Regions from separate parts of the Homo sapiens genome. Here region 1 is linked to region 2. Evidence: chromatin contacts called from ENCODE Hi-C or POLR2A ChIA-PET data. All regions are on one chromosome and are shown on one strand. The core of a region is the stretch at or near the end of the contact, and the rest is flanking DNA. Distances in the headings are between cores, read along the strand shown. Region 1 overlaps POLR1A (RNA polymerase I subunit A). Region 2 has its middle 24 kb from the start of ST3GAL5-AS1.

Region 1 (6,679 bases), core at 2,939-5,438, 110 kb after region 2:
GGACCCAGCCTGCTGTGACCGGACGCGGAGGAATCCCAATGAGTCAGCCTGCAGGTGGAAGGGAAACACCGTGTCCCAGGCCAGGGGCCAGGGCAGCTTGCCAGGTCCTGTGAGAGCCCAGGCAGAGCCCGGGCAGCCCTGTCCCTGGGGTTGGGTGGTCCCCAGGCGGCAGGACGCTGGGTGAGGAGCCGGTTTGTGGAAGAGCACCTGCGACAGGGCTGTGCCCGCCCAGGCCAGGCCTTCAGAGGCCACGATGGAAGGTGGATGAGAAGTACAGTGAGCAGGACAGACATCCTATGGGCAGTGGAATGGCCTTGGCTCAAGTTGTTCCATTTCCCCTTTTCAATACTCTGCCCCCCATGCTGAGCCCCGCAGGCTACCTTCCCATGGATCCACCCTCCAGGCTTCTGTAGCCTTCCATTCCCTCCCTCACCGACCTGGCTTTCATTCCTCAGGGGCCTCCTATTTTCAAAGGAGAGAACTAGCCACTTTGATCAGCACGACCTAGGAGATGTCACCCTACACCAGTCAGAACCCGAGGACGATGCCAGAGGTGCCCCACGCAAAGGCACATCTCCAAGAGGGGCAGCAGACCTGGCCTCCCCTTCACCACTAGATCCATTTCTTCAACTGTGAAATGGGGCCAACAGGACATGTGTCGCCGGGCTGTGGGGATTTGATGAGATGATATCACAAAGAGGTTCTTTGTAACTGGTACAGTCCATAGCCAGGTCCTCTCCGCAGGAAAGCCCCAAGGCTGGAAGATCCCTTTGGGTTAACCCACCACTATTTCCTCAAACTCTTCAATATTGACTTGTGCTTTGATTTGGGCCATCACTTGGGAGTCTCAGTTCCTTAAGGTGACTGCTTGTTATTCATTTGCTCTAATTTCATCTCTTGTGAGCTGCCAGCTCCCCAACTAGATAAACTGCAGACCCCACCCCCTAGTAGTCTCGTCTGTACCTCCTAGAGACATACCTTAGAAGAGGTGTTCTGGGGCCTGGAGAGGCATTTGGTGCCCTCACATCTACCTGCCATACCACATGCAGGGCAGCCTTTAACAAAGTCCAATCCTCAGGGTCTGTCCAAGCAAAGGGGGTGGACACAGAGAGGAGATTAAGGACCCAGACTCTGGAGACACCTGCTTGGCTTCAAATTCCTGTTCCACGACTTGATGACTATGTCTTTGGGTGAGTTACTGTAAGACGAGGAGAGTCACCATACTCCCTCACTGGGTGGTTGTGAGGAGTGGATGGATGAACAGGTATAAAAGACTGGGGCCAGCCTGCACCTGGTGAGCTCCAGGTCAAAGTGAGCCCCTGCATTTGTAAGCGAGCCAAGCAGAAGCCACGAATGACGGCAGGGCTGCTTCATGTTGCTCCTGATTTCTGGTAATTTTCTGCTCTTACCACAGTCCCCTCCAGCACAACTGGACATGCTGCTGTAAGTGTAGTCTTCTTATCCATCACAATAGGTAATTTGCCTTTTTAAAAAATTTTATTTTTGAGACAGAGTCTGGCTCTGTCACCCGGGCTGGAGTGCAATGGCACAATTTTGGCTCACTGCAACCTCCACCTCCCAGGTTCAAGTGATTCTCGTGCCTCAGCTTCCCAAGTAGCTGGGACCACAGGCGTGTGCCACCATGCCTGGCTAATTTTTTGTATTTTTAGTAGAGACAGGGTTTTGCCATATTGGCCAGGCTGGTCTCAAACTCCTGGCCTCAAGTGATTCTCCTGCCTCGGCCTCCCAAAGTGCTGAGATTATAGGCATGAGCCACCATGCCCAGCTGTGCTTTTTCAATCAATCTATGTACCTTAGAAAAGGTTGCAGTGAGCCGAGATTGTGTCACTGCACTCCAGCCTAGGCGACAGAGAGAGATTCCATCTCAAAAAACAAAACAAAACAAAACAAAAACAAAACAAACAAAAAAAACTGCTCCAGAAGCCCTAGCCAAAGTCTAAAGGCGGCCACTGGCCTGGGTGGCCAAGAGCTAACATCTTTACTCAAGGTTTTACACAATGCAGGGACTGTGCTGAATTCTTTACCTGGCTTGGGAGAAAAATGTTTAGCACAGTGACAAAAGGTTATCTATATCTATAGTAAATACAATTCTTTAAAATTGACAAAAGCAATACCAATAACCCAATAGAAAAATGGGCAAAGGATACAAATAGGCAGTTCTCAGAAGTGCAAATCAGAATAACCAATAAACATGTGAAAAGATGCTTAGATTTATTAATAGAGAATTGCAAACTGAAGTACAAATGAGGCTGGGCATAGTGGCTTACACCTGTAATCCCAGCACTTTGGAAGGTGAAGGCAGCAGATCGTGTGAGCTCAGGAGTTTGAGCCTGGGCAACATGGTGAAACCCCGTCTCTACAAAAAAATTAAAAAATTAGCTGGGCATGGTGTTGTGTGCCTGTAGTCCCAGTTACTTGGAAGGCTGCGGTGGGAGGGTTGCTTGGTCCTGGGACTTCGAGGCTGCTGTGAGCCGTGATTGCAACCCTGCACTCCAGCCTGGGCAACAGAGTGAGACCCCGTCTCAAAAAAAAAAAAAAAAAAAAAAAGATGCCACTGCTTCATCTATCAGAATGGCTAAAATGTAAATGATTCCACTTTGTAAAATAAACAATGTTAACCCGCATCTATGTGTATGTGGCAGGGTTTCCTCAACCTCGGCATTATTGATATTTGGGGCTGGACAATTCTTTGCTGTGGAGACTGTCCTGTGGACTGTAGTTTAGCAGCATCTCTAGCCTCCACTCCCTAGATGCCAGTAGCACCTCCCTCCAGTAGCAACAAAAAATGTCCGCAGACACTGCTGAATGTCCCCTGGGGGGCAAATTGCCCCAAGTTGAGAACCACTTAGTGTATAGGTAAACATGTATAGTTGTGTGCAATTTAATGAACACAATTAATTTTACCACCATTTTACATAAAAGGAAACTGAAGTGCATTTCTTAGGGTCCCACTGTAAGTTGAGGGCTTGAGATTCCAAGAAAAGTCTTATTTCAGAGCTCAGTGTCTTGCCCAAAACGCAGCCTCACTGCTCAATCACATTCTTGAGGTTTGATTGGCTGAACGCACGTGGAACATCAGGTTCATGTTTCCAAGCAAGAATCATGGGTTGGGGAAGGCAAGTGTTTACTGTGGTCCAGCTGAGGACTGTGGTGTCTGAAACTTTGTCACATGGGAGGCTACAGGCCCGGGGCTGGCTTGGCTCCCGTGAAAACACTGCAGCGGGCAGCCAGTCCGGAAGGCAGCATCTGGCAGGGCCTCCAGGCCTTCTGAGTAAGGAAGACCCCAGCTTGCAAAAGACATAGAGGCAGCACTGTGACTGGAACTGAATAGCCACACCTATATCACCCATATTCAAGGGCAAAGGGCCAGCAGCCAGGGTGGAAGTGGGGGCAGGAGGTGGGGAGGGGATGGCTGGACTCCTGATTCTTTTTCAGTTTCCCTCCCTTCTGGCTGTTGAACACCCAAGTACCTCCCCACTGTCCTCTCCACTCTGTCCTTCCTACAAAGCACCCTCTAGAGTGCAGCCAGCTGGGCAAGGCATGGTCCTATAGGGGACAGTGTGCATGTGCATATGAAGCCTGCTGGGTACCTCAACCTTTGGCCTGATCATGAAGACGGTGAACTGGCTTGTTTGGGGCAGAAGACTACAAGTTCTGTGAGGGCAGGGCCCACATAGCTTGTGCATCTTAGGGTGCCTGGGACACAGTGGAGATCAAGGTTGGATGGATGCAGCATGGGGGAGGGAATGGTGAGGATGGGCATGGTCAGGTATCTGTCGGCTGGGACAAACCTCCCAGGCCATTGAGTCCAACTTGCGCGAAGATAGTCACTGGGGAGCTGCAGTGACACCTGAGCCTGTGAATAAACCAGGTCCTATCAGGGGGCAGTGTGCACATGCACATGAAGCCTGCTGGGTACCTCAACCCAGGCAGTTACCCAGGTACCCTGCCGGGTAACTCAGAGTTGAGTTAAACCCTGCTCCTTGATGACCACTCGTGGTAGGACAGCGATGCTGCTTAAAGAACTTAAGGAACGAATCTGATTAAATAATTATGATTTAGCATTTTAAGTGGAAACCTCTCATGGAGCTGCTTGTAGGAAACGCTGGCTGGCTGAGTTCCCTCCTTCTGCCCCTGCTGGACAAATGGCCTCGCTTGCTGTGCTGGGCTGGCAGAGCTGCAGGCCTCCAGGTTTCTGCTGGAAGCATCATCCCTTTCTTCTTTCAGGCTTTGTTGAGCCCCAGGTGGAGCTGATGGTGGCATCCTTTGGACCCCACTGTAAAGTCCTTGCAGACATCTGTCATGGCACGATGACAGCTTTACTGCACGTGCACTCACTTGAGGGCAGAGATCAGATCTTAAGATCCTACTGCAGAAACCTAGGGCCAGTGACTCCTTGAGATGTCATCGTACCGATAGGTGGTGACGGTGGCTGTGCATTTCCACAATTTAGGGCTTTTTCTGTCCGTGGCTCTCAATTCCGCTGCACCTTAGACTCTCTTGAAGATTTTCTAATGCCTAGGCCACACTCCAGGCCAATAAAATCAGAATCTGGGCAAGGCCTTGGGATCAATCTTTTTTTCAGACGGGGTCTCACTCTTGTCACCCGAGCTGGAGTGCAGTGGTGCGATCACAGCTCATTGCAGCCTTGAACTCCTGGGCTCACTTGCTCCTCTCACCTCAGCCTCTTGAGTAGCTGGGACCACAGGCACATGTCACAACACCTGGCTAATTTTTGTAGATACGGGGTCTCACTGGGTTGCCCAGGCTAGTCTCAAACTCCTAAGCTCAAGTGATCCTCCTGCCTGAGTCTCTTAAAGTGCTGGGACTGTAAGCGTGAGCCACTGTGCCCGGCCAGAATCAATCTTTTTTTTTTTCCTAAGACGGAGTCTCACTCTGTTGCCCAGGCTGGAGTGACATAATCTCGGCTCACTGCAACCTCCAACTCCCCGGTTCAAGTGATTCTCCTGCCTCAGCCTCCTGAGTAGCTGGGTGAAACCCCATCTCTACTAAAAATACAGAATCGATCTTTTTAAAAAGCTCCCTAAGTGTTTCTAAGGTCCAAAACTGAGAGCCTCTAAGTGGACTTTGGACGGAAGTGGGGTGGAGGTTGATGGTGTAGGAACTTTGGAATTTTTGACTGTAGCTATTTTGGTGGTTGTAATTGAAGTAAAACTGCACCAGGGTCAGGAGACCTGCGGTAGGCCCAGCAACTCTGTGACCTATCTAAACTACACAACCTCAAGGGCAGGCTGTGGTACGGGGCTGCCCCACTGAGCCATCTGCAGAGGTGGTATCACTCAACGATGAAAGACTCAACGAACCAGCCTTTAACGACCAGTCTTTTCTATTTCAAGAGCAGTCTGGACTCTGACAGCCCCTGATTCAGGTGCAAACTAAAAATTTTAAGATTGGCAAGCAACAGACACTCCTTAAGTGGTTCCTAACTCTCCCCAGGTGCAGAACACTTAAGGGTCCCAACATCTGATTGAAACACAGCCCACACCAAACCACGAGATGGCACCTCATACACATTAGGGTGGCTACTATTAACAAGAACAAGGATGTGGAGAAATTGAAATTGTTGTACACCGTTGGTGGGAACATAAAATGGTGTAGCTGCTGTGGAAAATGGGACAGCAGTTCCCCCAGAAAAATTAAAGAATTACCATATGATCCAGCAATTCCACTTCTAGTATATATTCAAAGGAAAGCAGGGTCTGAGTTTTTGTTTTTTTTTTTTTTTGAGACGGAATCTCACTCTGTCACCCAGGCTGGAGTGCAGTGGCGCAATCTCGGCTCACTGCAACCTCCACCTCCTGAGTTCAAGATTCTCCTGCCTCAGCCTCCCGAGTAGCTGGGATTATAGGCGCGCACCACCACACCCAGCTAATTTTTGTATTTTTAGTAGAGATGGGGTTTTGCCATGTTGGCCAGGGTGGTCTCGAATCCTGACCTCAGATGATCTGCCCGCCTCGGCCTCCCAACGTATTGGGATTACAGGTGTGAACGCCTGGCCTGGCCTCAGATATCTGTATATCCATGTTCACAGCGTTATTTGCAACAGCCAAGAGGTGGAGGCAACCCAAGTGTCCACCAACAGATGAGTGATTAAACAAAATACGGTATATACACATGAGGAGGTATCAGCAGCCTCAAGCAAGAAGGCAATTCTGACACATGCTACAGCATGGATGAACCTTGAGGACATTATGCTAAGTGAAATAAGCCGGTCACAAAAAGACATGCTGTACTTTTCCACTTGTATGAGGGACCTAGAGAAGTCAAATTCGTAGAGACAGAACGTAGAACAGTGGTTGCCAGGGGCTGGGGAGGTGGAAGGAATAGGGAGTTAGTGCTCAATGGATACAGACATTTGTACATATTATTTGGGGGTAGGGCAAAGTGAAGAGAAAAGAAGGTTCAAGTTCCAGACTGGGGATGAGACAAGGTGCTTCACCCCTTCCTCGGTTTTATTCTTACTCAATGCAGGATAGAAAATGTTTCAAAGACTCACAGGAATATCTGTGGGAATGCTGATAGTGTTTCTGGTGAGAACCCAAAAAAGAGACACTAAAAAAAATTAACTGGCCAGGCACGGTGGCTCACACCACCCAGCACTTTGGGAGGCCACAGTGGGAGGACCGCTTGAGCCTAG
Region 2 (6,533 bases), core at 975-3,474:
GGGTTTGGAGGCCAGACGTGGTTGCTCACGCCTGTAATCCCAGCATTTTGGGAGGCTGAGGCAGATAGATCACGAGGTCAGGAGATCGAGACCATCCTGGCTAACACGGTGAAGCCCAGTCTCTACTAAAAATACAAAAAATTAGCCGGGTGTGGTGGCATGCGCCTGTAGTCCCAGCTACTCAGGAGGCTGAGGCAGGAGAATCTCTTGAACCCAGGAGGTGGAGGTTGCAGTGAGCGGAGATCAATCCACTGCACTCCAGCCTGGGCGACCGAGAGAGACTCTGTCTCAAAAAAAAAAAAAAAAAAAAAAAAAATAGGGTTTGGGAATCCTGTTTTGCCTTGTGTAATCCTGAGAAAGAGTTTCCAGTAACAGTCAAACCATGTTCCTGCCAAAAAACAACTCTCAGTTGTCCTGTTTGTGATGCAAAGACAAAACCATGTGGGCAAAATGATAATCAAATATTTAGGAACTTAAAGGGCGTTGGTGACTGTTAGTAGGATGCACTGAGTTATGCTGCAGTAACAACCCCCAAAGGTCAGTGTCTGAAAACATTGATTTCTTGGTCACATTACATGCTCCTCCTGCATTTGCAGGGGTAATGGAGGTGAACAGCTGAAGTGTTCTGCCAACTACTATTAATCAGAAGGATGTTGGCCATGAAGCTAGCCTTCGATTAGATTGTGAAGAGGTCTGGAGAGGGACGTGGGCAGGGCTGGCTTTATGGGCATTAATATATATATTTTTAAATGTAGTCTCACTATGTTGCCCAGGCTGAAGTGCGGTGGCTCTGTGTGATCATAGTGCACTACAGCCTCGAACTCTTGGGCTCAAGCAATCCTCCTGCCTCAGTGTTTGGAATAGCTGAGACTATAGGCATATGCCACCATGCCCAGCCTAATCATTTTTGAACAAGAGCTCTGCATTTTCATTTTGCACTGCACTCTGCAAATGACTATATATAGCCATCGTGGTCCCAGGGGAGGGGCCAGGAAAGCCAGAATGATAGGCGGGCACTCTGGGAGAGGGGAGCAGCAATGATTTACCAACGATCTGAAAGTGTTTCAAATCATTTAACAATTGGTCTGATAACCAGTACGTATGAGCTGAATATCAGCTCTCTACATGGGTGGGTTGACATGATAGTCCCTGGAAGAGGCCCACATTCATTAAGACAATCATTTGGGGTAAATGTGATTTTTTGTTTCTTTTTTTTGAGACAGAGTCCCGCTCTGTCGCCCAGGCTGGAGTGCAGTGGCACCATCTCGGCTCACTGCAAGCTTCACCTCCTGGGTTCACACCATTCTCCTGCCTCAGCCTCCCAAGTAGCTGGGACCACAGGCGCCGACCACCACGCCCAGCTAATTTTTTGTATTTTTAGTAGAAATGGGTTTTCACCGTGTTAGCCAGGATGGTCTCGATCTCCTGACCTCGTGATCCACCCACCTCGGCCTCCCAAAGTGCTGGGATTACAGGCGTGAGCCACCGTGCCCGGCCTTTTTTTTGAGACAGGGTCTTGCTCTGTTGCCCAGAGTGGACTGCAGTGGGCTGAAGTGATCCTCACACCTCAGCCTCCCAAGTAACTGGGCATACATCACCATGCTCTTTTTTTTTCTGTAGCTATCTGCTTAGGAACAAAAGGAAAGGCAGTTTCTTGAATGAGTCAGCTTTCAGCTTAATTTTTTCCTTTAGGCATAGTGAATTGGAGTCCCAGGTTTTTATTCTTTTCATGAGAGCAAACTTTTGTTTGCAAACAGCATTATCATTTTCATTACTCTGCGGTTGTTCTCTTTAAAAAAAGAGAAAAAAGAAAAAAATCCCTTAGCCCAGGATTAGCAAGTATCCAACATGCATACTCCTGCTTTCCCCTTCTTATCCTCTTCTTAGCAAGGGCTGTCATGACTGGTTAACCATATTACTCCCTCCAGCTGGTCCTGGATGTAGCCACAGAAGCCTCTACACAACACTCCAATCAGTCGCTAAGAACATAGCAGGCTGGGACCAAGGAAAACCCCCGCCTTCTCAGTGCCAGCCTTTAGTCAGATCCTGAAGTGTTTCTGCCTTGTGACAGCCGTGCTACAGATATTGTTGTGTCATAGTTTGTCTGGTCTTTGTTTTTGGATTCATGGGACAGAGTTTCTAAACCCTTGGAATTTTCTGAGTGGTAGAAGAATATTTGTTATCCGTGGTGAGCCCCTGGGATTACTCCTGAGTTTATGCTAACAAGGTGACTAATGGCGGGCCCATGGAGGCTGGCCAGGCTGGAAAGACCAACTACATATGTGATTAGAGGGTTGGAATTTGAGCCTAGAGGGGTAGGAAGCTGGAGATCAAGTTTGATCATGTGGCCGAGTCACTCAATCATGCCTATGTAATGAAACCCCAATAAAAACTCTAGATACTGGCTGGGCACGGTGGTTCATGCCTGTAATCCCAGCACTTTGGGAGGCTGAGGCGGGCGGATCACCTGAGGTCAGGAGTTTGAGACCAGCCTGGCCAACATGGTGAAACCCTGTCTCTACTAAAAATACAAAAATTAGCCGGGCATGGTGGTGCATGCCTGTAATCCCAGCTACTTGGGAGGCTGAGACAGGAGAATCGCTTGAACCCAGGAGGCAGAGGTTGCAGTGAGCTGAGATCACACCACTGCATTCCAGCTTTGGCGACAGAGCAATACTTTGTCTCAAAAAAGAAAAACAAAAAACAAACAAACAAAACTCTAGATACTAAGGCTCAGGCAAACCTCCTGGCTGGTGAATACATCGATATGCTGGGAGGGTGATGTGCCCTGGTTTCATGTGGGGAGGACACAGAAGCTCCATGTTTGGGACCTTCCTAGACCTCGCCCTATAAGTCTTTTCATTTGACTGGTTCTGATTTTTACACTTTATAATACAACTGAAATCATAAGTATAGTGCTTTCCTGAGTTCTGCGAGTCATTCTAGCAAATTATCAAACATGAGGGGATAGTAGGAACCCCTGAATTTATAGCCAGTTGATTAAAACTGCAAGTGGCCTGGGGACCCCATACTGTGACTGACATCTGAAGTGAGGGCAGTTTTGTTGAGGACTGTGTCCTTTTTTTTTTTTTTTTTTTTGAGATGGAGTCTTGCTCTGCCGCCCAGGCTGGAGTGCAGTGGCACGATCTCAGCTCACTGCAAGCTCCGCCTCCCAGGTTCACACCATTCTCCTGCCTCAGCCTCCTAATTAGCTGGGACTACAGGCACCCGCCACCACACCTGGCTAATTTTTTGTATTTTTAGTAGAGACGGGGTTTCACCATGTTAGCCAGGATGGTCTTGATCTCCTGACCTCGTGATCCACCTGCCTCGGCCTCCCAAAGTGCTGGGATTACGGGCGTGAGCCACTGTGCCCAGCCGAGGACTGTGTCCTTAACTTGTGGAGTCTGGTCCACTATGGATAGCTAGTGTCAGAATTGCATTGCAATATTGTAGATATCAAAGGCAAGGAGAAAGCCACACTTCCCTGTGGCTGCCATGGTAGCAAGAATGCTGGAGATGAAGATGTCTCCAGGGACAAAGAAAACCTTTGGGGACCTCACTTGCCCCTTTAACCCAGACATTATCCCACCACTGCCAATCTCAGGGGAGCTAGGCTTTAGTAATAAAGTGTACTAAGTTTCCCCATGCCTCAGTAGGTATAAATGAGGTCATAGTTATGACCTTATTTCTCAAGTTCTTCCCTACATCAGCCCTACAAAGTTCCTGTGCCCCATGAGAATTTCTGGGAGTGACTCATATGTACTCATGAACAAGTGTAGCCAGCTCTTTCTGAGGCCTACTGGATGGACACTGCTGCTTCTACTGGATAATACTGCATTGGTTATATTCTGTGTGCCCCTTGTTTTAGTCAATTTTGTGCTGTTATAACATAATACCACAGACTGGATAATTTATAATGAACAGAAATTTATTTCTCACAATTCAGGAAGCTGGAAAGTCCAAGATCAGGGAGTCAGCATCTGGTGAAGGCCTTCTTGCTGTGTCATCCCATGGTGGAACATGGAAGGGTAAGAGAGCACACGCAAGAGACAGCAAGAGCCAAAGGGGGCCACACTCATTTTTCCATTAGGAGCTCACTCCCAACTCCACGATAATGAACCCACTCCCACAATCATAGCATTAATCCATTCATGTGGGTGAAGCCCTCATGACCTATTCACCTCTCAAAGGTCCCACCTCTTAACACTGTTTCACTGGGGATTAAGTTTCCAACATATGAACTTTGGAGAACATATTTAAGCCATAGTATCCCTCCAGACCCTCCTCTCCACCCTCCTCTGCCATGCTTGGTGTCCTGAAATGCTGACCTTTATGAATTGCATCATCCAGTCTACTTTGCCCTAGCTTCTGGTCAGGTTCAGCCAACGAAAGGCACTGGAGGCAGGGGCTAGAGGAGAATGAGATCAGAGTATTTATATCCTGCTCTCTCCCTGCAATGAATTGGTATTCCCATAACAAATTGGTATTCCCATAACAAAGGCTGCAACTCTTATCAAGTGGCCGATATTCTAAACACACCTGCCCTTGCCCCCCTCAGATCCAGGAGAGGTAAAGGCTTCCTGCTGTTGCTAGCTCTGTCATGCTTCACCACCCCTTAACCTTGCCCACATCCCTGCAAGCGGTCCTTCACTACATGCTCCTGAGACACCCAGTTTGAGATGCTGTTTACTTCCTGATGGAACCTTGACCACACAGACATCATTGCTATTTCCATCCTAGCACACGTCCTCAGGCCACTGCACCTCCCCCAGGCATCATCAATAATTCTTCATGTCCTCTTGAAGCACATGTGACATGGCATTCCTGCTGCACAGCCACCTGTGGCAACAAGGAAGGGAGCAGCTCTCCCTGCTCAGCATCACTCTGTTAGAGGATTCTAAGGGGATGAACTGCTTGTGCTCCAATGTCTTCTAGGGTTTTTAGTGAAATGGCTCCTTCTGTTTTACCTTCATGAGGCTGGAGGAGGAGTCCTGAGTGGGGAGGTGCTGAGTTGGAAGGAGCCAAGAGCCATGCTCTAGCAGAGAGGGCACTGCCTTGGGTACAGGTGCTGGGCCTGGGAGCTGACTCTGCCACTAAAAGGCCATGAGACCATGGACAAGTCACTCTCATTTTCAGGCCTCCATTTCCTCACCTGTATCACGGGGGCCGGACTCAGCGATTCTCAAGCTGCTCTGGGCCCCCAGCCTTACTTCTGCCATAGCAGCTCCTGTTTGGTCTATTTTAGAATGTGAGCTTTTGTGAAAATTTCCTTTAAGGAATGGGTTCCACTGCTTTAAAAACACTTGGAAACAACTGGACTAGAAGATCTAAGGTCCCTTCCAGCCCCTACATTTTTGAGCATAAAACCAATCTTGTTTTTTTCACCATTGTGCCAAGGAAGCACTGGTTCCAAGAATTAATGGAAAATAGATGATTAAAGGCCCATCTCCTGCCAGGCTCGCTGCCATGGCAAATCTACCATGACTGGGTAAAAGGTTTTGCTTCACATCCATCCTCAGCACCTTCTCACTTCCTTCTCACTTGCTTCTGCCACTATTCCTAAGCAAGCTAAAGAAAGGGAAATTTTAAATCCATTGCATAAAATGCAAACCAGCCTAGTAAACAAAAATGTGGAAAAGATGGCAAGGGATAAATCATGTGCCTTTTCAGCCTTTATAAACAGACCTTGGGAGCTTTACAAAGGCTTGACTTATGGCAATGGAAGCTGGCAGCCCTCCGTAGTTCATTCCAGATGTTTGGTGCTAGAGAGAATTACAGGGCAGTGGTTAATAGTTTGGGCTCTGCGGTCAGAAAGATATGAGTTCAATTCCTTGTGCTTCCATTCACTAACTGGGTGATCTTGGTTAGATGTGCTGGACTGTAAAATCATCATCATCACCATATCTATTTTATTGAGTTATCATGAGGACTGGGAGTGAGTTAATACATGTACAATGTTTAGCACAGTGCCTAGCACATAGAAAATACCCAATAAATTAGCTCTTTGATGTTATTGTTGTTAGAATTACTACTCCCATTGGCTTCCAGGAAGCTCAGAGATCAGAGCTCAGTTGAATATTCAACTAAAAAAATCCTCCGGCTGGGCATGGTGGTTCATGCCTGTAATCCCAGCATTTTGGGAGGCCAAGGCAGGCAGATCACCTGAGGTTGGGAGATTGAGACCATCCTAGCTAACACGGTGAAACCCTGTCTCTACTAAAAATACAAAAAATTAGCTGGGTGTGGTGGCACATGCCTACAATCCCAGCTACTTGGGAGGCTGAGGCAGGAGAATTGGTTAAACCCAGGAGGCGGAGGTTGCGGTAAGCTGAGATCGCGCCACTGCACTCCAGCCTGGGCAACAAGAGTGAAACTCCATCTCAAATAAATCAATAATAAAAAAAAAAAACTTCTAGGTACCATTTGCTTCCTTTCCATGTCCATTTATGGCATCTTTTAAGATAGTTGTTATTTATCGAGTGCTTATTTTTGCCAGGACTTACAGGCACTACCCTACACCTAGCACAGTG

What was found. Hi-C counts contacts between places; a loop is a spot of excess contacts on that map. ChIA-PET counts read pairs that join two places held with the same protein, here RNA polymerase II (POLR2A). Pooled maps may share reads with other maps.
Region 1: a loop to region 2 is called in a map of sciatic nerve, with 2.4 times the contacts of the local background. The contact joins two enhancer-like sites. A Hi-C loop is called at or near these places in 6 of 168 maps with a recorded cell type or tissue (IMR-90, cardiac septum, dorsolateral prefrontal cortex and 2 more), 2 of 37 single-sample maps with no recorded cell type and 10 of 50 pooled maps. POLR2A ChIA-PET finds 5 or more read pairs at or near these places in 8 of 52 experiments (GM12878, K562, Panc1 and 5 more).

What each region holds. Positions count from the first base shown.
Region 1 is chr2:86,018,003-86,024,681 of GRCh38, forward strand. POLR1A (RNA polymerase I subunit A) reads right to left here. Exons shown (of 34, transcript NM_015425.6): 34 at 2,214-6,679. Among named protein-coding and RNA genes, the nearest start is that of POLR1A, 85 kb to the right of the region's middle. RefSeq lists an enhancer at 5,114-5,173. Within about 2 kb of position 4,189, at least 8 of the 41 ENCODE cell types and tissues checked have a DNase peak (open chromatin) inside an H3K27ac peak, as active enhancers do.
Region 2 is chr2:85,910,332-85,916,864 of GRCh38, forward strand. No RefSeq gene overlaps it. Among named protein-coding and RNA genes, the nearest start is that of ST3GAL5-AS1, 24 kb to the left of the region's middle. Within about 2 kb of position 2,225, at least 9 of the 41 ENCODE cell types and tissues checked have a DNase peak (open chromatin) inside an H3K27ac peak, as active enhancers do.